Regions from separate parts of the Homo sapiens genome. Here region 2 is linked to region 1. Evidence: chromatin loops called from intact Hi-C (ENCODE). Cell type or tissue: CD4-positive, alpha-beta T cell. All regions are shown on one strand. Links, peaks and the distances in the headings refer to the core of each region. The heading gives the core; the rest is flanking DNA. Region 1 holds the start of ATAT1 (alpha tubulin acetyltransferase 1). Region 2 holds the start of GTF2H4 (general transcription factor IIH subunit 4).

Region 1 (9,981 bases), core at 1-8,000:
GTGCAGTGGTGCAATCTTGGTTCACTGCAACCTCTGCCTCCCGGGTTCAAGTGATTCTCCTGCCTCAGCCTCCTGGGTAGCTGGGATTACAGGTACCCACCATCATGCCCCGCTAATTTTTGTATTTTTAATAGAGACGGGGTTTTACCATGTTGACCAGGCTGGTCTCAAACTCCTGACCTCAAGTGATTCGCCCACGTCAGCCTCCCAAAGTGCTGGGATTACGGGCATGGGCCACCGCACCGCACCTGGCCTTTTTTTCTGTTTTTGTTTTCATTTTTGGAGACAGGGTCTCTCTCTGTTGCCCAGGCTATAATGCAGTGGCGCGATCTTGGCTCACTGCAACCTCTGCCTCCCAGGCTCAAGCGATTCTCCCATTTCAGCCTCCCAAGTAGCTGGGACTACAGGCTCGTGCCACCACGCCTGGCTAATTTTTTTTTGTATTTTTTGTAGAGACAGAGTTTCGCTATGTTGCCCAGGCTGTTGTCTGTTTCATTGAGTAAACCATTCCTAGTGCCCAGAACACTGCCAGGCACTCAATGTTTATTGGATGAATGGGTAGCATTAGTAACATTTTGCTGCACTTAGTTATAAACAAGACTTCCTTCCCTATATTAGGCCAAAGCTCCATGAGGACAGGGAATGCATATTATTCTGGACCCTTAATAAATACTGACTGACCAGATGAGTAATGAACTATGTGAAAACAAGGAGGTGAAAATGAGCTGGCTATGTTTGGGTTGAAAATTAGTCATAAGGGGTCGGGCACGGTGGCTCACGCCTGTAATCCCAGCACTTTGGGAGGCCGAGGCGGGCAGATCACAAGGTCAGGAGATCTAGACCATCCTGGCTAACACGGTGAAACCCCATCTCTACTAAAAATACAAAAAATTAGCTGGGTATGGTGGTGGGCACCTGTAGTCCCAGCTACTCGGGAGGCTGAGGCAGGAGAATGCCGTGAACCTGGGAGGCGGAGCTTGCAGTGAGCTGAGATCGTGCCACTGCACTCCAGCCTGGGTGACAGAGCGACTCTGTCTCAAAAAAAAATTAGGCATAAGGGTTGTGTGCGGTGGCTCACACCTGTAATCCCAGCACTTTTGGGAGGCTGAGGTGGGCACATCACTTGAGGCCATGAGTTCAGGACCAGTCTGTCCAACATGGTGAAACTCCATCTCTACTAAAAATACAAAAATTAGCTGGGCATGATGGTGCATGCCTGTAATCCCTACTACTCAGGAGGCTGAGGCACAAGAATCACTTGAACCCCGGAGGCAGAGGTTGCAGTGAGCTGTGATCGTGCCACTGCAATCCAGCCTGGACGATGGAGCAAGGCTACATCTCACAAAAAAAAAAAAAAAGAAAAATTAGGTGTAGGAAACAACTTGTGGTAAAGAATCAAAATAAGTCTGGGTACAGTGGCTCACGCCTATAATCCCAGCACTTTGGGAGGCTGAGGCAGGTGGATCTCTTGAGCCAGGAGTTCAAGACCACCCAGTGCAACATAGTGAGACCTCATCTCTACAAAAAATAAAAAATTAGCCAGGCATGGTGGTGCATGCCTGTAGTCTCAGCTACTCAGGAGGCTAAGGGAGGAGTATCGCTTGAGCCCAGAAGGTTGGGCTGCAGTGAGCCAAGATCCTGCCATAGCACTCCAGCTTGGGCAACAGCAGGAGACTCTGCTTTGAAAAAAAAAAAAAAAAAGTCAGATGCGGTGGCTCACACCTGTAATCCCAGCATTTTGGGAGGCCAAGGCGGGCAGATCACAAGGTCAGGAGTTTGAGACCAGCCTGGCCAGTATGGTGTAACTCCGTCTCCACTAAAGATATAAAAATTAGCTGGGTGTGGTGGTGGGTGCCTGTAGTCCCAGCTACTCAGGAGGCTGAAGCAGGAGAATCGCTTGAAACCAGGAAGTGGAGGTTGCAGTGAGCTGAGATTGCGCCACTGTACTCCAGCCTGGGCAGCATGGCGAGACTCCATCTCAAAAAAAAAAATCAAAATAGATGAGAAAGAAGTCACTACAGGATGAGAGATGGTACCACAAGAGAAAGAAAGAGCCTGGTTGTAGAAAATGAAACCTATGTGATAGGAAATAAGTCACTACTTCTTTGCCATAAATAACAAATAAATTCAATGGGAATGCTCAGTGGGGATCTATTCTCTGAAACCTCTAACCTGTGGGACTGTGGTCTCCAGATTGTAGTGCTTATTCAGGAATTTCAGCAGCTTCTGTGAGGGTCGGTCAATTGCCAGTTGGTGCGGTTCCACTCGCTCCTTCTGCAGGGAAAAGGAGACTCAGGGTAGGAGGAAGTATGGGGAAAGCATGCCAACAGGAAGCCAGAAGCCTGGGAAGGGAATAGAATGACATGGGAACATGGGGGGTGGGAGGCAGGGCTTCTGGAAGGGCTCAGGGCAAAGGAGCCCCTAGTTTGGATGAACCAGTGAAGAGGTCAGTGATACCTGCAACATATACTGGAAGAGTTCTCGCCCATGGCCATGGCGTTGCACAGACTCATGGATGTAAAAGTCCAGGATGCAAAGTGGTTCTACCTCATTATGAGCCTCACGATCATCCTAAGAGAGAAACAATAAAAATGTTTTAGGAACCCCGGCATCTCTGCTGCCCCCTAACCTCCAGCACTTTTGTTCTCAGAAACCAAGGTATACGAACTCCTAGCATCCAATAACACTCACCAGTACAAAGAGCTTCTTGTATCCAACTTTGATGAAACCAATAATGGCTCCTTTTCCAGCCCTGTAGGACGGGGAAAATAATGAACAGGCTAGTGGTATCTATCTGCAAGAGATAGTCAAAGATGGGGGAAGGGCTGAGGAAGGAAGGAATTAAGTATGGGATGGAAGAGCATGTGGCACTCACGGTCGGGCTGAACTGTCTTTGAGAATATAAACAACATGGCGGTTACTCTGCATCCTTGATGCACTAGTGATAGGAGCGGAAAGATTCTGGGCCTGCAGGGAAGATTAAGTCAGACTTTCTGCAAGTCTCTCCGAAGGACCCAGGCCTCCCTTATATACCATCCCCACAGAGGTCCTCCCTTTACTCCATCTAAAAACTCTCCAGTACCTTGGCAGAAGCCTTGCCCAGTTCATCTATAATGGTCATAATTTGCTGCTGTAGATCAACACTAGAGAAAGAGAAGAAATAAAGAGTCAGATACTCACTAAATTAGCGGGTCCTAGGCAGTCAGTCCTGGGAACCTGGGCCACAACTCCAACCCAGGTTTAACACTGAAGGCTCCCTGCCTTTGCCTGGGAGTCTTCCAATCTGATTTCCCACCCCACCCTTCTGAAACCCAAACTTCTGTCACACCTTTCAAGGTGGCACACTCCCTCCTCCCTTAAGGTTATTGTGAGGAAGCAGAAAGGCCAGGTCAACCACATCCTTTGATTGGGACATTTTGGGCCCGGGGTGAAAGGTCACAGATCCAAGCGCTGATCAATCCCACTAGGCCCAGGGTCAGAGGTCACCAAAAAGGCAGGCCTGGACATCAAAAGGGGCGATCACTAGTCAGTGAGAAGGGGGCGTGGTGCCTGGACCAGGTTTGGAGAGGAACCGGGAGAAAAGGGCCAGAGGGTGGGTTTGAGCTGTCACCGGGCCGGCGTTGTGGTTCCGGGTCGGCGGGCTGGGGGCCTCAGGTGCTGGTCCAGCACCGTGATCCGCTCCGGGAACAGCGCGTCCACATCGAACGGGAACTCCATGGCCCATTGTGCGCGGTCGGACCCGCCCCACACGACGTCACTTCCGCCCCTCCTCTCGCCGCACCGCCTCTCGGAGTCTTTATTTCCAGGAGCCCCGCCTGTAGACCTTGCCCCCTAGCGTCCTGGCAACTGACAGGGCCCCCGTTTTTCTTGCCAAACCAGCTGTGCCCCTAGCAGTGCCACTCCTTTCCATCCCTGCATCCCACGGCAGTGAGTGCCATGGCAACGTAGTCTTCCTTGGCCCAGTGTCTCACTGTCCAACCTTTTATCCCCTCAGTGAACAGTGGGCCATGCTGTGGAGTGGGGGCCCACAAGGCATCTTGACAGAGTGGCACAGCTGCCCATCCCCGGCTTCTAGTCCCAGGCGTCACAGGCAAGGCTGGCTTAAGCCTGACCACTTATCTCCCCACAGCATCACCCAATTGCTTATATGAAAAGACCATCACTCAGCCCACCCCCCGCTAATGGCATTCATCGGAAACAGCCCAAAGCAAACCAGAGACAGTAGAGCTTTATTGTGTAAAAGCTGAGTTGGTAGAAGTATGAAACGGCAACAATGTTTAGCCCAGCCCATCTATTTACAATATATAGGGGTTGGGGTTTCCCATACACATCTGTACCACCCGCCCTCAGCCTCAAGATTTATCCCTATCAGCAACATTCATTTCCTGGATTTGTCACTGGCCACAAAAGACACAACTCTTCAGGGTGATATCCCATCACATAAACCTACATACACATTATCTCCTAGTCCCTCTAGCTCTCTTCCCAGTCTTTTTTTTTTTTTTTGAGACAGGGTCTAGCTGTCACCCAGGCTGGAGTGCAGGGGTGTGACTGCAACTCACTGCAACCTCCGCCTCCTGGGATCAAGTGATCCTACCTTAGCCTCCCCAATAGTTGAGACTACAGGTGTGCACCACCACACCCAGCTAATTTTTGTATTTTTTGGTAAAGACGAGGTTTCACCATGGTGCCCAGGCTGGTCTCAAACTCCTGGGATCAAGTGATCAGCCCACCTTGGCTTCCCAAAGTGCTGGGATTACAGGAGTGAGCCACCACGCCTGGCCTCTCTTCCCAGTCTACAGCTCCTACAGAGCACTCTGAGGGCCTGTCTGCCCAGTGGAGGAGGCTTCCGCTGGTGTTCTAGGGGGCATCTTGGGCATTGACTCAGGTGGGGGGCCACTCTCTTCTTGGAGATGACCCTGGTAAAGCCGGCGAAGGCGAGACAGTTCTCTCTCCGGTGGCTGTTTCCAGTTGTACCATGGGTACCAGGGGTCACCTGAGACCAGGGTGGGGGCTGGCGGAGTAGCACTCACAGCCCCATGAGAGGTACTGAAGTCAAGGTCCCGTGGTTCAACCTGGGGGATGTGGTAAATGAGGAGACCTAAGGGATTAAAAAAGAAAAGAAATTTAAGAGGCAATGAGGAGGGTGGTTTAGATGAAGTAAGAAAAAGGATTATAAAGGGAAGGACCAGTCAGAGCCACCAGGTACATTTATGCATGTTGTATACTGCAAACAGGTGACCGGCCCAGAGGGCAAGTGTGGGCTGACATACTGCTGGGGCTCTTGCTTACAAAGCTGTGCAGTGCTGAACAAGGACTATGAAGCTGCATCTGCCCTAGCAGAGGGGTATACTTTTTACTAACTTATGCAGCAGTGCCATGTAGTCCAGGGCCAGACATTTATATAAAGAACTTCCTAAGGCATTGAGACCAGCAGTTGTAAAATAGGAGGGAAAAGGATGGAAAGACAAAGAACAAGGAGACAGGACAATGATAAAGTAAGACACTCAGGAGAAAGGACAGGGGACAATGTAACGTCAGGAAGAACATGCTGGGTGCTACCATCTTGAACAGGTGTGAGCATTTATATCCATTTTCTAGCCCTAAGTCATCTTCCTTATACCTAAACAAAACTGCTGTGTGCCCCGTCTCATGCTCACCATGATCCCTGGCTTTCTGGATGGCCTGGGTCAACCGCTTGTGCTGCTTCACACAGACTCCTGTGGGGAGAAAAATATCTTGTTCTTTAAGGCACAGTAAATAATAGAACACAACTGCTTCCATATGGTGACAGAGGGGTAGATTGGGAAGGATTGGCTTTACCTAATGACCCCTTTCCCCTGACCCCTCCATGGACCTCAGTTTCCCCATCTGCCCAAAGGAAAGAATCTCCCCCATCTTTTGGAGAGCTGGGATAAAGATTTAGGAGGGTCTAGCCACTATAGAGAAGCCATTTAATGGTAAAACCTCCAAGACAGGGAGAACACAATTTAATGGGCAAGTGTGGTTAATTAGAGGGTTGAGTTGAACAATCCACAAAGATTCAATAAAGGGAAAAGAGATTTCAGAGTTGGGGAAGGCAATCTGAGAGAGTAACAATAATAGTCCCTTCAGCCTTTACAGCTTGACTATAAGAAACTCTTGACAAACTGAACACTGATTGTACTGCCACCCCCAACAATGGTGAATTCAGATTATTCTCTGCAAGGCCAGGCACGGTGGCTCATGCCTATAATCCCAGCATTTTGGGAGGCTTAGGTGGGAGGATCACTTGAGGTCAGGAGTTCAAGACCAGACTGGCCAAAATGGTGAAACCCTGTCTCTACTAAAAATACAAAAAAAATTAGCCAGGCACAGTGGCACGTGCCTGTAATCCCAGCTACTTGGGAGGCTGAGGCAGGAGAACTGCTTGAACCCAGGAGGTGGAGACGGCAGTGAGCCAAGATCATGCCACTGCACTCCAGCCTTGGGTGACAGAGTAAATGAGATTTCATCCCCCCACCCACACCCCCCCAAAAAAAACAAAAACAAAGATTAGTCTCTGCCGGGCACGGTGGCTCATGCCTGTCATCCCAGCACTTTGGAAGGCCAAGGCAGCTGGATCACCTGAGATCCGGAGTTCGAGACCAGCCTGACCAACATGGAGAAACCCCATCTCTATTTGCCGGACATGGTGGCATGTGCCTGCAATCCCAGCTACTCAGGGGGCTGAGGCAGGAGAATCACTTGAACTTGGGAGGCAGAGGTTGTGGTGAGGCAAGATTGCACCATTGCACTCCAGCCTGGGCAACAAGAGTGAAACTTCGTCTCAAAAAAAAAAAACAACAAAAAATTATTCTCTGCAAATTTGTCTTGCTTCAGAGCAGGGGTTAGCAAAATTTTTCTGTCTAGAGTCATATAGTAAATATTTTAAACTCTGCAGGTCCTGTGGTCTCTGTCTCAGCTACTCAACTCTGCCATTGTAGCATGGAAGCAATTGCAGAAAATATGAAAACAAATGGACGTGACAGTGGGCCAGATTTGCCCTGTGACTGTAGTTAGGGAATAAATATAATTCTGAATTGTTAAATTTACGATTCCAAGTTTGGAAAATCTAATCCAATTGACAATGATATAAAATAACTTATGTGACAATTTGTGAGAAGTCTTTTGTAAAAGTTAAAAGACCCTATAGAAAGGAATTAATCACTGTTTATCAATTAAAAACTACATTTAGATAGTTTGCTTACAGAAGTACTTGTTTTTTTCTTTTTCCTTTTTTTTTTTTGAGATGGAGCTTCACTTGATGCCCAGGCTGGAGTGCAATGGCGCAATGTTGGCTCACCACAACCTGTGCCTCCTGGGTTCAAGCGACTCTCCTGCCTCCGCCTCCTGAGTAGCTGGGATTACAGGCATGCATCACCACAGGGTTTCTCCATGTTGGTCAGGCTGGTCTCGAACTCCCAACCTCAGGTGATCCAGCCGCCTCGGCCTCCCAAAGTGCTGGGATTACAGGCATGAGCCACCACGCCTGGCTGTATTTGTTGTTTTCTTTTGTCCACATTTAATTACTTTAGCCCCCAGCAAGCCAAGATTTCCAAAAGGTTCAGCCAGACCTTTTAGGCTATAAGCAGGAGCCACTGAACAAATACCTATTGGCCAACTACATAAACAAGGCATGCCACAAGGAAAAGCTCTCTGGTGGTGCAGGGATGATGGGCTAACCTGTGTATGGAGCATAGAAGATGATACCCGTGTGGGCGCAGACAAATTGCTCCAAGAGCTTCACGTTCTGTGGGGGAAAGTGGTAGAGAAACGTGAGGAAAAGAGGCAGGGAGAGCAGCAGGATCTTTGGACATCGAAAGTACACAATCCCTACACACCCACATGGACCACCTTCACCCCTCTACAGCTCTCCAGATGCCATCCTCCTTCATGTCCCAGTTTGGCTTCATCAATTCACTGAATCCATCCTTGCACATCCCATATTCTGTCACTGTGCTCCCATAGAAATCTCTTATGCAGAGGTTAAGTTCTTTTTTTTTTTTTTTTTTTTTTTTTTGAGACAGAGTCTCCCTGTGTTGCCCAGGCTGGAGTGCAGTGGCGCGATCTCAGCTCACCACAACCTCCGCCTCCCAGGTTCAAGCAATTCTCTGCCTTAGCCTCCCGAGTAGCTGGGGTTACAGGCGCCTGCCACCACACCTGGCTAATTATTTTGTATCTTTAGTAGAGATGCGGTTTCACCATCTTGGCCAAGCTGGCCTTGAACTCCTGACCTAGTGATACACCCACCTTGGCCTCAGAAAGTGCTGGGATTACAGGCATGAGCCACCGCGCCTGGGCTGCAGAGGTTAAGTTCTAACGTCAGCCTTTAGGTGAAAAACTGGGGCTGGTCATTGGAAATCCCAGAAATCACCCAAAAAATGATATTGTAATGTGTATGTATAAACAACTAATGTATTTAATAGTATGCTGAATATAATTTATATACTAAGAATAATTTTACAATTTACATAGAACTCTCTCTCAGCAAATTAACTAGGAAATGAGACTCTTGAAAAAAAAGCAGGTACATTGTAGAGTAGAATGCAAGCAGAATCACCCATGCTACTAAATTTGTAACATTTCTCTCTCTCAGTTATGTAATTAATTATAATCTCTGTTTTGTTTTGTTTTTGAGACGGAGTCTCGCTCTGCTGCTCAGGCTGGAGTGCAGTGGTGCAATCTTGGTTCACTGTAACCTCCATCTCCCAGGTTCCAGTGATTCTCCTGCCTCAGCCTCCTGAGAAGCTGGGACTACAGGCGCCCGCCATCACACCCAGCTAATTTTTTTTGTATTTTTAGTAGAGACGGCGTTTCACCTTGTTGGCCAGGCTGGTCTCAAACTCCTGACCTCAAGTGATCCACTCACCTTGGCCTCCCAAAGTGCTGGGATTACAAGCATGAGCCACCGCACCTGGCCATAATCTCTTTTTATAACCAATTATATGCAATTGAAACTGGGAAATTATCTATGGGACTCCTAAATAACCTGTGTTAGAAGGGTTCTTATTGCAGTCAAATACCCCCATTTTCTGACTGTTATCCAAATGCTCTACTACTTCCCTGATGATCAGCCATATAGCTTCTGCTCTAATACTTTTGCTGCAAGCTCAGAAGAACACTTTCCCATTATCTGTTTTATTGATATAATGTTTTCAAATTCTTTTTGTTTTGTTTTTCTTTGAGGAGTTTCACTCTTTCGCCCAGGCTGGAGTGCAGTGGTGCAATCTCAGCTCACTGCAACCTCCGCCTCCCGGGTTCAAGCAATTCTCCTGCCTCAGCCTCCCAAGTAGCTGGGATTATAGGCGCCTGCCACCATGCCTGGCTAATTTTTGTATTTTTAGTAGAGACAGGGTTTCACCACGTTGGCCAGGCTGGTCTCAAACTCCTGACCTCAGGTGAAGCACCTGCCTGGGCCTCCCAAAGTGCTAGCATTACAGGCATGGGCCGCCGCACCCAGCCAATATGTTTTCAAATTCTTTAAGGAGCAAATCCTGTCCTTCTCACATATTGAAGGCTTTTTGAAAAATAATGGACTCTATCTTGCTTCATATACCTGCCCTCCAGCCCCAGGTGCCAGCATGGCACTGAACATTGACAAGGAAATAAAGAAAACCTCAGGAAGAAAGTGGGCCAATATATTTGGTAATAACTGTAATGAATACAAACGAATCTTTGGATATTGGCTCTCCCACTAGAAATAGCCATTTCGCTGGCTGGGTGTGGTGGCTCACACCTGTAATCCCAGCATTTTGGGAGGCCGAGGCGGGTGGGTCACAAGGTCAGGAGTTTGAGACCAGCCTGGCCAATATGGTGAAACTCTGTCTCTACTAAAAATACAAAAAATAGCTGGGCTTGGTGGCACAAGCCTGTAGTTACAGCTACTTGGGAGGCTGAGGCGGGAGAATCGCTTGAACCCAGAAGGCGGAGGTTGCAGTGAGCTGAGATCACGCCACTGCA
Region 2 (13,344 bases), core at 25-8,024, 280 kb before region 1:
ACCTAATGTCACTGGAACATCAGCTTATTCTAAAAACTCATAACTCCTGTCATCAACTCCACCCATCCCAGTTCAGCTGTTATCCCACGTTGCTGCTCCCAGCAACGTGGGATATTCCTTTTCTGGCACATTCGCCCTTTCCAGTAATGTTTTGTTTTTCTTTCTTTAAAATAGCAGCAGCTACTATTTTCTTTTTTTAGCATTTATTGCATGACAGGTGCTGAGCTCAATGCTTTGCCCCTATTCTTCCAATGAATTATCCCGGCAACCCTGAGGTAAGAACTGTCATTTACTAGATGAGGAAACTGAGGCTCACAGAGGCAAAACAACTATGTCTAGTTTACGCAGTTAGGATGTGGCAGTGCCGAGGCACAAATCCAGATCTATACCTCCTCCCTCCATGTTTTTTTCCCCTCAAGGGTCTACCTATTCTCACACCCAAAGCCTTCATTTCTCTTCAAACACAGACAACTCACCACCACCTATTATAACAGACTCAGAGCTAGCCTTCCATAATGTGACCCCTGTCCCCCGCAGCCCAAGTGCAGCCTGTCTTCCTGCTCCACCTCTCCCAAGTGGGAATACCTGCTGGGCTGTGATGCCACTGGCGATTGCCTGCTGCACACTCTCCCGGGTCACCTGCGCCACCACCATGTTGGGGAACCGATAGAGCATCTCAGAGAAGAGGGCAATGAGGGCAATCTGCAGCTCCGACTCTGAGCCAGGGATAGAAAGAGGATGAGGAGGCCACCCCCACACCCAGACTCCCTCAAGCCCTTCTTTCAAGTGTCATGAGAAATGTCAGAGAGCTCTGTAGACTGCCAGGTAAACACGAACATAAACTGGCATTCCCTCACCCCCAACCTCCTCTTCCAGGGGCCCTCTGTCCCGCCTCACCCGTGTAGGCATACAGTCGGTAATTGGTTTCCACGACAATGAAACCTGGCTGATGCACAGTGCCCCCAGCTCCAGAGACACCTGATGAGAGATTGATGGCCAGGCGTGTGGGGTAGTAACGCCGAGATTTCCTCTGAAAAGAATAGAAAGGCAGATGCCTTGTCTCAGAAGTCACTGCCTTACATCTTCCTGCCTGAAATATCAGATCCCTCCCAAGATGCAGAACCTCAACCCCCAACTTCTCTCCCCCGAGAGACCCAAGTATTCAGTTCTGGCAACTGCTTCCTGCTACTGCCCCAAGACCCCACTCCTTTTTAAAGGCAAAGGCAACACACCACCCTGTTTCTTCCCTGGAAGCCACTTATCTAGGCGCTCATACCTTCCTCTGGAAAACAAGCCCAAACTCACGCAGATGTTGCAGGAAGTTCAACAGAGAATCACTCATACCTTCCACAGAGTAATCCTGAGGAACAGAGGTTTCCAGCTGGGGTCCAAAACACAACCCACCCACCCCCAACCCCATACATTCATTCTTTCTTTCTCCATCTCTGTTCGTTCTGTTTTCATTCTTATCTTCTCAGTCTACTCTACTGCCCCACAACTTGCTTTCCCCTTCCCATCTCTATACCTTTCAGCCCCCTGCTTACCTTGCCCAGAGTAGAGAAGCTGAGCTGGAAGAGGAAGGAGAGAATCTCTACCAGGTCCATGCCCCGGCTCTAGGGAGAAAGAGGCAGAGACAAAGGAGGAGGGATGGGAGGGAGACAATGGGAAGAAAGGGACAGAGAAGAGAAAATCAGGGAACAGTCTGTAGGCAGGAGTCTCTCAGTGAGACCTGAGAGGAGCAGAGCATGCTGGTTAAGTGGCCCTGCCTCCTCACCTGGGCTGTCTGCAAATACTGCAACATAAAGTACCAGAGCTGAGCCGGGGTGTCCAGCAACAGGAACTGGAAGCCAGCGGAAGTAATGCAGGGCGGCTCTCCAGGTTCAGTACTAGAGACAAAGACCAGGACAATGATGGTGATATGCAGAGAAAGACTACTATCCCCACTTGTCCACTCACGTTTTTTCTTGGTATCTCTGGCTATATTCTACTCAGCTTGCCTTTTCCAGCTAATGTCCTCTGATCTTGACTAGCCCCAGATACCATTTCTTAGGGACCCAAGGAGATGGCACAGCAGAGAGCTGCTGTACCTCCGGCTTCCTCACCTCTTCATGAGCCCAGCCTGGCTGAGGAGCTGAGCCAAGTCCTGGCTGACAGCTGCACTGGGGGAGCCCACCATGAAGTGCAAGACCACCTGAAGAACAGAAGAGAACAGGGAGACCATGCCCCAAGGGCCATGGGAAGTAGAAGCACAAGCAGAGACACACACACTCCCAAGTGCTTACCTCCCATCGCTCCTCGGCGTACTTGTCAAGGGAGGGAACGTCCCGGGCATGCTTGTCTGGTCCCAGCTGACTTGTGTCATCAGACCAGGCCTTCCCCCTACGGCCAGGATGGGCCAAGAGTAAGGAACCCTGGCCAGGCGCAGTGGCTCACACCTGTAATCCCTGTACTTTGGGAGGCCGAGATGGGCGGATCACTTGAGGTCAGGAGTTCAAGACCAGCCTGGCCAACATGGCGAAACCCCATCTCTACTAAAAATACAAAAAATTAGCCTGGCGTCGTGGTGGGTGCCTGTAATCCCAGCTACTCAGGAGGCTGAGGCAGGAGAATCACTTGAACCCAGGAGGTAGAGGCTGCCGTGAGTCAAGATTACACCACTGCACTCTGGCCTTGGTGACAGAGTGAGACTCTGTCTCAAAAACAAACAAAACAGAACAACAAAAAAAGAGTAAGGAACCCTGTCTGTGTTCCTTGCTGCCCTCTGCCATCTTTCCACCCTTATCCTCAGGGGCCATGAGTGGGGGACATTTCCTACACCACACACTACATCTGGTCCAACTTACTCCTAAAGGAGTTCCCAACGTGGAGACCACAAGGTTCTGGGGAGGCCCCCAGGAGCTCCCCCTCCCAAAGTTTAATTAGTGGTTTAATAAGCAGCAGTTCCCCTGCCCTAGCTTAGGAAGAGAGAGAAGTGACATACCCACCCAGAAGGGCAATGCGGAGGTTCTGGCGGAAAATGGGGTTGAGGATGAGGCCCTGGAGCCCGCCTGGGAGCAGCTGTGTGTGCCAGATCCGGAGGCCGCTCAGCAGCCCTGTACTTTCCTCCTGAGCCCTGGAACAGAAGCAGAGAGGTGAGTAGGGTATTTGGAAAACAAAAAGGAGGCCCATAAAAGCCACCATCTCTGCCTGTTCTGAACTTGCTGACCCTTGGAACACTGTTCCACAGAGTGAAATTAGTATCTTCCTAAGACAAATTCTTTACTGCATTACTTATCAGAGCCTCATTACAGATATCACACATAACTCTTTAAGAGGGAAGATACATTTGAAAGCAAGATCTCAGCTGGGAAATAAATAAAAGGGAAAAGGCAATATGCAGAGTTTCCCAAATGTATTTATTTTTAAGTTTTGTGATATATCTATTAACACTTCCTGGAAGTGCTCCAAGGAACAGCAGTTTGGGAAATGTAGCTGTTGAGAAATTTGTATCTGGCTGAGACTTACTTGCTGAATTCCTTCTTTACCCACAGAGCTACAGCAGCCTGTGGCAAAGGCTGCTCCAGAAAGAGCATCCGCATCACCCAGTTCTTAGCCAAGGATGGGAGCTCCCTGTACAGGAACAGAGGTCAAAGGTTAGTATCAGAAGCTGCATTGTATCTGCATCTCTGCCCTCAATTACCTCTCAAACATCTCATCTCACTCCAGCACAACTTTACCAGTCCTGCTGTTTTGGCCTCCACACTTTAGAGCAATTTCCAACCCTTGCCCCCAGTCCCCACCCCGACTCCAGGCTGCTACACTTTTACCTATGATATTTTATTCCACTCCGCAGACCCCATTACATTTCCCTGCCATGAAGGGGCTTCTCACCTGAAGACAGCCAGACATGTGGCAGGGTGCCCATACAATCGGTCCAATACCCCAGGGCTCAGGCCCCCTAAGAATTCCTGCAGATTCCTGCATTGTAGGTGTACTCGGTTCAGTCCCCTTGAAGGGGTGCTCTCCATCACCTGAGGAATGCAAACGTCAGAAGTGCAACCTCACCATCCATGCCAGTGTCACCCCTGACCTTTCTAACTGATTCCAGATCCATCAGTCCCCACAATAACCCCACCTTTTCTGTGGTCTCCTTTCCCATGTCACTCATCTCCTCTGGTTTCTCCCAAACCTGACCAATCTCCCTCCCTTTCTTGCCTCCTCACCCTATTTCTGCCCTTCAACTCCAGTCTTCCCTCAATTACCAAGTGACAGAATTGTTAACTGTCCAGTGTTTGCAAGATCATTTTGTATTTCAATGACTTGTCTCATCTTTGGCTAAACAGGGACAAAGAAAATTGAGCCCACACCTCTCTCTTCCATCCCATCCTGGTCAGACCAGTCTACAAGCTCCAAATCTGCCCGTCCTTCCTATCTTCTATCTCTTAGCCCACTTCTGCTAAGTACGGCGGTAACCTCTCCCCTCCATGCTTCCCAAATCTAAAGCCACCTCTTTTCCCTTCCCAAGTCTACTTCACGTCATTCACCCTGACCCACGCCTTCCGATCTCCTAGCTTCTCCCTGCCTTCCTCTCACTCTTCGCCTCCCACTCACCTCTCTCTCTCTCATACCTCTGCCACTCCCGCCCTCCTAGGTCCCCTCACCACTCTGTCGATCCTCCTCGCGCACCCCGAGTCTCGGGCCGTCGCTTAATCGGAGCCAAAGTCTCGCATTGGCTCCTGGAGATTGAGGGAAAGATGGTGAAAAAATGCGAGGAAAAGATGGGGAAAGCAAAGAAAGATTTCACAGGCAAGAGCCCAGAATGGAGAATTCAGAAGAGAAGGGAGGTAAGGGGAGGAGTGGAAAAGTGAAGAGGATGAGAATAGACGCTGCACTCTCCGGGCGCGGGGGATGCTGGGAATTGGAGTCTTGCCTTTGCTCTCCTTAGAGCCGGCTGAAGCGCGTCTGACTACAAATCCCGAAAGGCACCGTGGGGAAGCCGAAAGGAGAGGAGCTGGCTTTTAATTGAGCGAGGGGAGACACCAGAAGCTGGACCAGTTGGTTCCGCGAAGGCAGAACCAACTCCGCCCACGCTGCTAACGGCGCGTGTAACCGGCTGGAGCGGGAGGCGGGTCCGGGAAAGTAGAAGTGCCTGGAGGGCTTCCTTGCGGAGGCGCGCTCTGGCGACTTGGTGGTGAGCCGAGTGAGCACAATTACTCCCCATAAAATTGGGATAATACACACTCCAGGCCGGGCGCGGTGACTCACGCCTGTAATCCTAGCACTTTGGGAGGCCGAGGCGGCGAATCACCCGAGGTCAGGAGTTCGAGACCATCCTGGCCAACATGGTGAAACCCCCGTCTTTACTAAAAATACAAAAATTAGCCGGGCGTGGTGGTGGGCACCTGTAATCCCAGCTACTCTGGAGGCTGAGGCAGGTGAATCGCTTGAACCCTGGAGGCGGAGTTGCAGTGAGCCAGGACCATGCCATTACACGCCAGCCTGGGCGACAAGAGTGAAACTCCGTCTCAAAAAAAAAGAAAAGGAAAGAAAAGAAAGAAAGCGTACACACTCTGGGCGGTTTCCACGAGTTAACGATTAACACGATCCAGTGCACCTTACTTGACCCTAAGTACTCAGTAAATCTTAATTTCTGCCTCCACCACTCCTCAAACCGTTTACTTAGAAGACCCAGATAAATACAGTTTTTAAGACACCAACTATTTGCTCTGATTTGATTTATGAACCTACTACAAAAGTGGAGGTCTTCACCCAAACCCAGAACTACACGTTTCCCCAAATTCCTATATGCAAATTTTGTTATTCCCACCTTATAGACTGGAAGACTGGAGCCCGGCAAGATTAAGAAATTTGCCTGCAGCCTGGCGAGGTGGCTCAGAGCTGTGACCCCCAGCTACTTGGGAGGCTGAGGCAGGAGGATCGCTTGAGACTAGGAGTTTGAGGCTACAGTGAGCTATGATCGCACCAGCCTGGGTGACAGAGGGAGACCCCCATTTCTCTCTCTCTTTTTTTTTTTTTTTTGAAACGGAGTCTCTCACTCTGTCACCCAGGCTGGAGTGCAGTTGCATGATCTCAGCTCACGGCAACCTCAGCCTCCCGGGTTCAAGCGATTCTCTTACCTCAGCCTCCCAAGTAGCTGGGACTACAGGTGTGTGCCACCACGCCCGGCTAATTCTGGTATTTTTAGTAGAGATAGGGTTTCAACATGTTGGCCAGGCTAGTCTCAAACTCCTGACCTCAGGTGACCCACCTGCCTCAGCTTCCCAAAGTGTTGGGATTACAGGCATGAGCCACTGAGCCCAACCTGAGATGCCCATCTCTAAAAAAAAAAAAATTAAAAAAAAAATCCCTACAATCAGACAGGAAGTGCCCAAGCTGGGATTTGAAGCACATTTGCAAGCAACCAGGGATCAAAATGGTAATGACTATGCAAGACTTTTTATACTTTGTAGCCCACCCATGTTTTCTGTTGTCCCTGTCTTTTTAGCAATTAATGTTTTAAAATCTTCAAAGAAAAGCTAAAAATTGACAGAGCTTCTTTATGGCAAACTTTAGGTAAGGTTGAAAGACAATTTACAATCTAGGAAGAAATGGTTGATGAAATAAACAAAATACAAAAAGCTGTTACAAAGCAATAAGAAAAAGAAACATAATAGAAAGATTGGGACAGACCACTGCTTACTAGTTAGCCCTGCTCAGCAAGGAGCAGCTTAAAAAAAAAAAAAGAAGAAGAAAAGAAAAAGAAAAGAAAGAGGCCTGGCGGGGTGGCTCAGGCCTGTAATCCCAACACTTTGGGAGGCCAAAGAAGGTGGATCATTTTAGCTCAGGAGTTCCAGACCAGCCTGGGCATTATACAGAAACTCTATCGCTACAAAAACAAAACAAAACAAAAATTAGCTAGGTGTAGTGGTGTGCTCTCCTGCGGTCCCAGCTGCTCAAGAGGCTGAGGTAGAAGGATCACTTGGGCCCAGGAGATTGAGGCTGCAGTGAGCAATGATAGCACCACTGCACTCCAGCCTGAGCAACAGTGTGAGACCCTGTCCCAAAAGGAGAGGGGAAGAGAGGAGAGGACAGGGGAGAACTGGAGAGGGGAGAATTGGGGAGGGGAGAGGAAGGGAGGGTTAGGGAGGGGGAAAGAAGGAAAGAGAAAGAAAGATTGGCCAAAGCAAAAAGAAAGTTAAACAGAATATCAGAAATGTTTCAAAAATCAAAAAATTGGCTGGGCACGGTGGCTCACGCCTGTAATCCCGACACTTTGGGAGGCCGAGGTGGGTGGATCACCCGAGATCAGGAGTTCGAGACCAGCCTGGCCAACATGGTGAAACCCGTCTCTCCTAAAAATACAAAAATTAGCCGGGCGTGGTGGCAGGCGCCTATAAGCCCAGCTACTCGGGAGGCTGAGGCAGGAGAATCGCTTGAACCCGGGAGGTGGAGTTTGTAGTGAGCTGAGATCGTACCATTGCACTCCAGCCTGGGGGACAAGAGCGAGACTTTGTCTCAAAAAAAAAAAAAAAAAATTCAAAAAATTAGCCAGGCCTGGTTCTGTGGTCCCAGCTACTCAGGAGGCTGAGGCAGGAGGATTGTTTGGACCCAGGAGGTCAAGGCTACACTGAGCTGTGATCATGCCACTGCACTCCAGCCTGAGCTATACAGTGAGACCCTGTCTCAAAAAAAAAAAAAAAAAAAAAAAAGAAAAGAAAAGAAAAGAAAAGAGAAAAAGAAATTAGCTCGGTATGCACACACCTGAAGTCCTAGCTACTCAGGAGGCTGAGGTAGGAAGATCGGTTGAGTCCAGCAGTTCAAGGCTGTAGTGAGCTACAGTTACACCACTGCACTCCAGCCTGGCCGCAGAATTAGACTGTCTCTTAAAAATAAATATATAGGCCAGGCGCCATGGCTCACACCTGTAATGCCAGCACTTTGGGAGGTCAAGGTGGGTGGATCACCTGAGGTCAGGAGTTCCAGACTAGCCTGGTCAACATTTTAGTAGAAACCTTGTCTCTACTAAAAACACAAAAATTAGCTGGCATGGTGACGGGCGCCTGTAATCCCAGCTACTTGGGAGGCTGAGGCAGGAGAATCACTTGAACCCGGGAGGCAGAGGTTGCAGTGAGCTGAGACCACACCATTGCACTCCAGCCTGGGCAAGAGTGAAACTCCATCTCAAAATAAATAAATAAATAAAAATAAAAATAAATAAATCGGCCGGAGGCAGTGGCTCACACCTATAATCTCAACACTTTGGGAGGCCGAGGCGGGTGGATCACTTGAGGTCAGAAGTTCGAGACTAGCCTGAGCGGGTGAAACCCCGTCTCTACTGAAAATACAAAAATTAGCCAGACATGGTGGCGGGCGCCTGTAATCCCAGCTACTTGGGAGGCTGAGGCAGGAGAATCACTTGAACCCAGTAGGCTGAGGTTGCAGTAAGCCGAGATCACACCACTGCACTCCAGCCTGGGCAACAGAGCAAGACTCTATCTCAAAATAAATACATAAATAAAATTAAAATATAAAAGTTCAGCAAAAAAGAAATTAAGGATTGACAACCTCAATGTTGACCAGGGTATAGGAGCATACTCATACACTTTTGCTGAAAATTGAGGCCGGGTCCAGTAGCTCATGCCTGTAATCTCAGCACTTTGAAGGGAGGCCAAGCCAGGCAGATCACTTGAGCCCCGAAGTTTGAGACCAGCCTGGGCAACATGGTGAAACCCTGTCTCTACAAAAAATAAAAAAATTAGCTGGGCATGAGGGTGCATGCCTGTAGGCCCAGCTACTTGAGAGGCTGAGGCAGGAGGGTTGTTTGAGCCCTGGAGGTGGAGGTTGCAGTGAGCTGAGATCACACCATTGCACTCCAGACTGGGCAACAAAATGAGAGTCTGTCTCAAATTAAAAAAAAAAAAAAAAAAAAAAAAAAAAAAAAAAAATTGAAATAGGCACACCTCTTTTGGAGGGGGTGAGGGGACAGAGTCTTACAGTGTCACCCAGGTCAAATGCAGTGGCACAATCTTGGCTCACTGCAATCTCTGTCTCCCAGATTCAAGCGATTCTTGTGCCTCAGCCTTCCGAGTAGTTGGGATTACAGGCGTGAACCACCATGCCTGGCTAATTTTTTTTTGTATTTTTAGTACAGACAGGGTTTCACCGTGTTGGCCAGCATGTTAGTGGGCATGGTAGTTCAAAAAAGAAAATTCCTGTGATAGGGAGCTCATGACCTCCTCCTCTCAGGCAGCATCCTGGAGAGAAAGAACAGAGAGCCAGGGCCAGGCGTGGTGGCTCACACCTGTAATCCCAGCACTTTGGGAGACCGAGGAGGGTGGATCAAGACATCAGGAGTTCAAGACCAGCCTGGCCAACATGGTGAAACCCAGTCTCTACTAAAAATACAAAAATTAGCCGGGCATGGTGGCAGGTGCCTGTAATCCCAGCTACTCAGGAGGCTGAGGCAGGAGAATCGCTTCAACCCAGAAGGCGGAGGTTGCAGTGAGCGGAGATAGTGCCACTGAACTCCAGCCTGGGTGACAGAGCAAGACTTTGTCTCAAAAAAAAAAAAAAAAAAAAAAAGGAACAGAGAGCCAGGAGCCCACAGACCCACTTCCCACAGGCTTTACTGTTGACTGACTGCTACTTTGGGCAAGCTGCTTAACCTAACAGAATTTTCTTCTCTGTGCAAAGTAATTTTAACTACTTCATATATTGTTGTATTAAGTAAGATATAATATGTCGTAATTTCAATACCTGGTATATAGTGGGTGCTCAGTAATATATTATCATCATTATTGTAACTTTCACTTATTAATCCTAGTTCTAGTTCTGTAACTACATAGAATCTATGTTAGTCTATCAGATATTTGCTACAATTCTTTCTTTCAACCAATATTGAGCCCTGTGTTCCAAGATTTTGCCCTTGTGCAACTTATAGTTTGGTGGGAGGGGCAGGTATAAAAAGATATGTAAAATTACACACGTAGTAAGTGCCACAAAGAAGAGATTCATGTCCTCTGAGATTATCAGTAGGGAATTTGACCTGGTTGGGGAAGTCAGGAAAGACTGCTGAAGGACAAGCAGGAGTTAATAAGGCACAGACTGCAGGGAACATTGTTCCAGGTGAGGGAACAGCATGCCACGAAGGCCACGTGGCAGGAAGTACTGTGGCCCATTGGGTGAATCTGAAAGAAGGCCAGTGGCCCACAGAGGAAAGCAAGCGGGTGGGGGAGGACGCTGGAGAGGTATGTGGGGGCCAACCTTGGCCAGAAGGATTTTGTTCTTCATTTTAAGATTAATGAAAAGTCACTGCTGGATTTGAAATGAAGGATTAGGGTCAGATTTGTGTGTTTTAAAGATAACTGTGGTTGCAGGGTGGAAAACAACCCAGAGAGGAGCAGAGGCAGATCTGGGTGACAGCTGGGAGACCACTGCAGGAGTCCAGGCAAGATGGAGGCAGCATGTGCCAGGAGGGCGATGGAGACAGAGATGACAAGTTCCAGGGAGATTTGGGAGGCAAAATCAACAGCGTTTTGTGCTGGACTGGACTTGAGAGGTGGAAGGTAAGGGAGAAGGAGCTCGGGGATGCCACCTTGTGCGGCTTGTGCAGCTAAGTGGATGATGCTGCCATTCACTGAGTCAGTAGACTGTGGAGGAGAAGCAGGTTTGGACAAGCAGGGCCTGACTTTTAAATTAACTGCAGGTGGGGCTGGGCACGGTGGCTCACGCCTGTAATCCCAGCACCTTGGGAGGCCAAGGTGGGCGGATCACGAGGTCAGGAGTTTGAGACCAGCCTGGCCAATATGGTGAGACCCCGTCTCTACTAAAAATACAAAAAAATTAGCTGGGCATGGTGGTGCACACCTGTAATCCCAGCTATGTGGGAGGCTGAGGCAGAAGAATCGCTTGAACCCAGGAGGCGGAGGTTGCAGTGAGCTGAGATTGCGCCACGGCACTCCAGCCTGGGTGACAGAGCGAGACCAGGTCTCAAAAAAAAAAAAAAAAAAAAATTAACTCCAGGTGTTTCTGCTTGAAAGACAGCTCAGAGATTTGGGTTATCAGGCTCACTGCCGTGGCTTCCATCGCTCATTATTCTGGGATCTGGCCTCTAAACTCTAACCTATCGGTACACAACTTAAATCATAGTGCACAGTGGTTTGACCTGTGTAAGTTTTAGCAGGACTATTAGATTCGGGACCTAGGCCCCAAGGGCCTATTAATTCAACTTCACATTGATTTATCTTTACTGTGATCCTCATTATCCAATTGGCTCATTTTGTGAATATCATCAACCAAAACCCCAGGGTTTTTATTTCACATGAATGGCCATCAAGATGGGTCTGCCTTGTCCCATCCCTGCAACTGACTTTTAATTTTCTTTTTGAGACAGGGTCTTGCTCTGTCACCCAGGCTGGAGTGAAGTGATGCAATCATGGCTCACTGCAGCCTCAACCTCCTGGGCTCAAGTTATCCTCCCACCTTGGCCTCCTGAGTTGCTGGTGCACACCACTAAGCCCAGCTAGTTTTATATATATATGTATAAATGGGGGCCAGAGTGTGCTATGTTGCCTAGGCTGGTTCCAAACTCCTAGGCTCAAGAAATCCTCCTACCTCAGCTTTCCATAGTGTTGAGATTACAGGGCATGAGCCACCCCACTGGCCGATTTTTTCTTTCCAACCAAATTTGAACCCTTTAATTGTTCTCTTGGTGGTTGCAGCTCATCCTTCCAAGCCTCTGAGATAACTGAGGCTCTTGATTCTGGTTTCTGGTTCTGGTTTCCATTCCAACAACCTATCCCCTACCCCCAGTGGGGCATTTGCACACTTGATCAGCATAACCCAGGGATTCTCCCCTGGGATTTCCAGACCCTGGGGAGCCAGATGGGTTCTAGAATTTGGGCAAGAAAAAGAAATTACACCTTTTACTAACCTCTAATAGAAGTTTAGCATTTCCTCCAATTATGAATATGGGTAAAACCACCAGTAGTATTAGCAGTACCTGTGACTTGTCACTAATTGACACCACAGCTACTTTTATGTCTCACTGTGACTGTTGTAGAAATCTCAAATATGGCTTATGCTCATTAGTATTTGGAAAATGTCAGTTTATTACACCTGTTTTTAGATCTTGTTATTAAATACATGAAAAAGAAGCACATTAGTTTCATAATTTTTTAGCATTTTGGTAAACTGTTTCCATTGGTTTCCCTTATAATCCTATACATTTTATGGGTTTTGTTGTTGTTGTTGTTCTGTTTTTGAGACAGTCTCACTCTGTTGCCCAGGCTGGAGCACAGTTGTGTGATCTCAGCTCACTGCAACCCCCACCTCCCGGGTTCTAAGCAATTCTCCTGCCTCAGCCTCCTGAATAGCTGAGATTACAGGCGCATGCCACCACACCCTGCTAATTTTTGTATCTTTAGTAGAGATGGGGTTTTGCTATGTTGGCCAGGTTGGTCTCGAACTCCTGGCCTCAAGTGATCTACCCACCTCAGCCTCCCAAAGTGCTGGGATTACAGGGGTGAGCCACTATGCCTGGTCCATTTTATAGGTTTTAAAACCTAATTCTGAGGAGGACTCAGTAGACCTCTACAGACTGCCAAAGGCGTTTATGGCACAAAAAAGGTTCAGCACCCCTGGCCTGACTGCATTCCTTCCAGGCCTCCACCAGAGCACCCCTCTGAGTTGAGAAGGTTCATGCACTCAGACATTCATGCATCTCCTGAGGTCCCACAGGCAAAGGCCTGGATTATCCAGAAACAGAACACAATGCTGGGCAAAACAGGTGATGGGAAATGGAATGAGGAGGCAGGAAAAAAGGAAGATGGGAAGTGGGTTGGGAAGTGGGTTCAGAGGGAGGTGCAGGAGGCAGAGTTACCAAATTCCCAAGGAACCCACTCACACAGTTGTGGAAAACTCAACCTTTATTATTACCTGCCTAGTGCAGGGGATTAAAATTGCCTCAAGCTAGGTCCATATATTAGTGTAAAAATCTGTGTCTCTCCCCCCAAAAATGTACAAACCCCAAGTGATTATAGAAAAATCAATGTGGCAGCTACACTAGAGATGTCCAACCCCAAGGCTATGGGCCGTTGCTCCCTCTTTCCCCCCAATCCCAATATTTACTCCACAGAAACGTATAGGCTTAGAGAAGTTCTAGCTACAAGACTGCAAGTGGGAAGTGGGGGTGACTGAGGGCTGGGGCGGGGCTACCCCCAGGTCCAGTGTTTCAGGTGATGGAGGAGGAAGAAGCCCAAGCTGAGGACAAGTACAGGAGCAGGCACAAGGAAACATTTTCCTCTCCTTCTTGTCCTCCTCACCCCCAGATTCTCAGCCAGTGGGGTCCAGTGTGTGACAGGGAGA

Evidence for each region. Hi-C counts contacts between places; a loop is a spot of excess contacts. Peaks named below come from ENCODE experiments on the same cell type or tissue, not always from the same donor. Only the 100,000 strongest peaks of a DNase experiment are listed, where the experiment ranks them.
Region 2: it touches region 1 in a loop (3-fold over the local background); 4 of 110 quality-filtered maps call a loop at or near these places.

Annotation. Positions count from the first base shown.
Region 1 is chr6:30,620,622-30,630,602 of GRCh38, reverse strand. It overlaps MRPS18B (mitochondrial ribosomal protein S18B), which reads right to left. Exons shown (of 7, transcript NM_014046.4): 5 at 7,705-7,771; 6 at 5,661-5,720; 7 at 4,211-5,101. The coding sequence ends at 4,806. ATAT1 (alpha tubulin acetyltransferase 1) reads right to left here and starts at 3,729. Exons shown (of 13, transcript NM_001413067.1): 1 at 3,611-3,729; 2 at 3,083-3,143; 3 at 2,876-2,967; 4 at 2,692-2,752; 5 at 2,458-2,571; 6 at 2,173-2,274. The coding sequence starts at 3,717. RefSeq lists an enhancer at 3,597-3,891. In CD4-positive, alpha-beta T cell, for the core only: a CTCF peak has its summit at 3,883; a DNase peak (open chromatin) is centred at 3,762; H3K4me3 peaks cover 1,180 bases; H3K27ac peaks cover 1,583 bases.
Region 2 is chr6:30,899,700-30,913,043 of GRCh38, reverse strand. GTF2H4 (general transcription factor IIH subunit 4) reads right to left here and starts at 4,837. Exons shown (of 14, transcript NM_001517.5): 1 at 4,641-4,837; 2 at 3,871-4,010; 3 at 3,505-3,609; 4 at 2,981-3,112; 5 at 2,283-2,379; 6 at 2,103-2,191; 7 at 1,775-1,886; 8 at 1,545-1,613; 9 at 1,277-1,360; 10 at 898-1,030; 11 at 586-716. The coding sequence starts at 4,007. DDR1 (discoidin domain receptor tyrosine kinase 1) reads right to left here. Exons shown (of 18, transcript NM_001297654.2): 18 at 12,888-13,344. In CD4-positive, alpha-beta T cell, for the core only: no CTCF peak of the experiment used is centred there; a DNase peak (open chromatin) is centred at 4,953; H3K4me3 peaks cover 1,601 bases.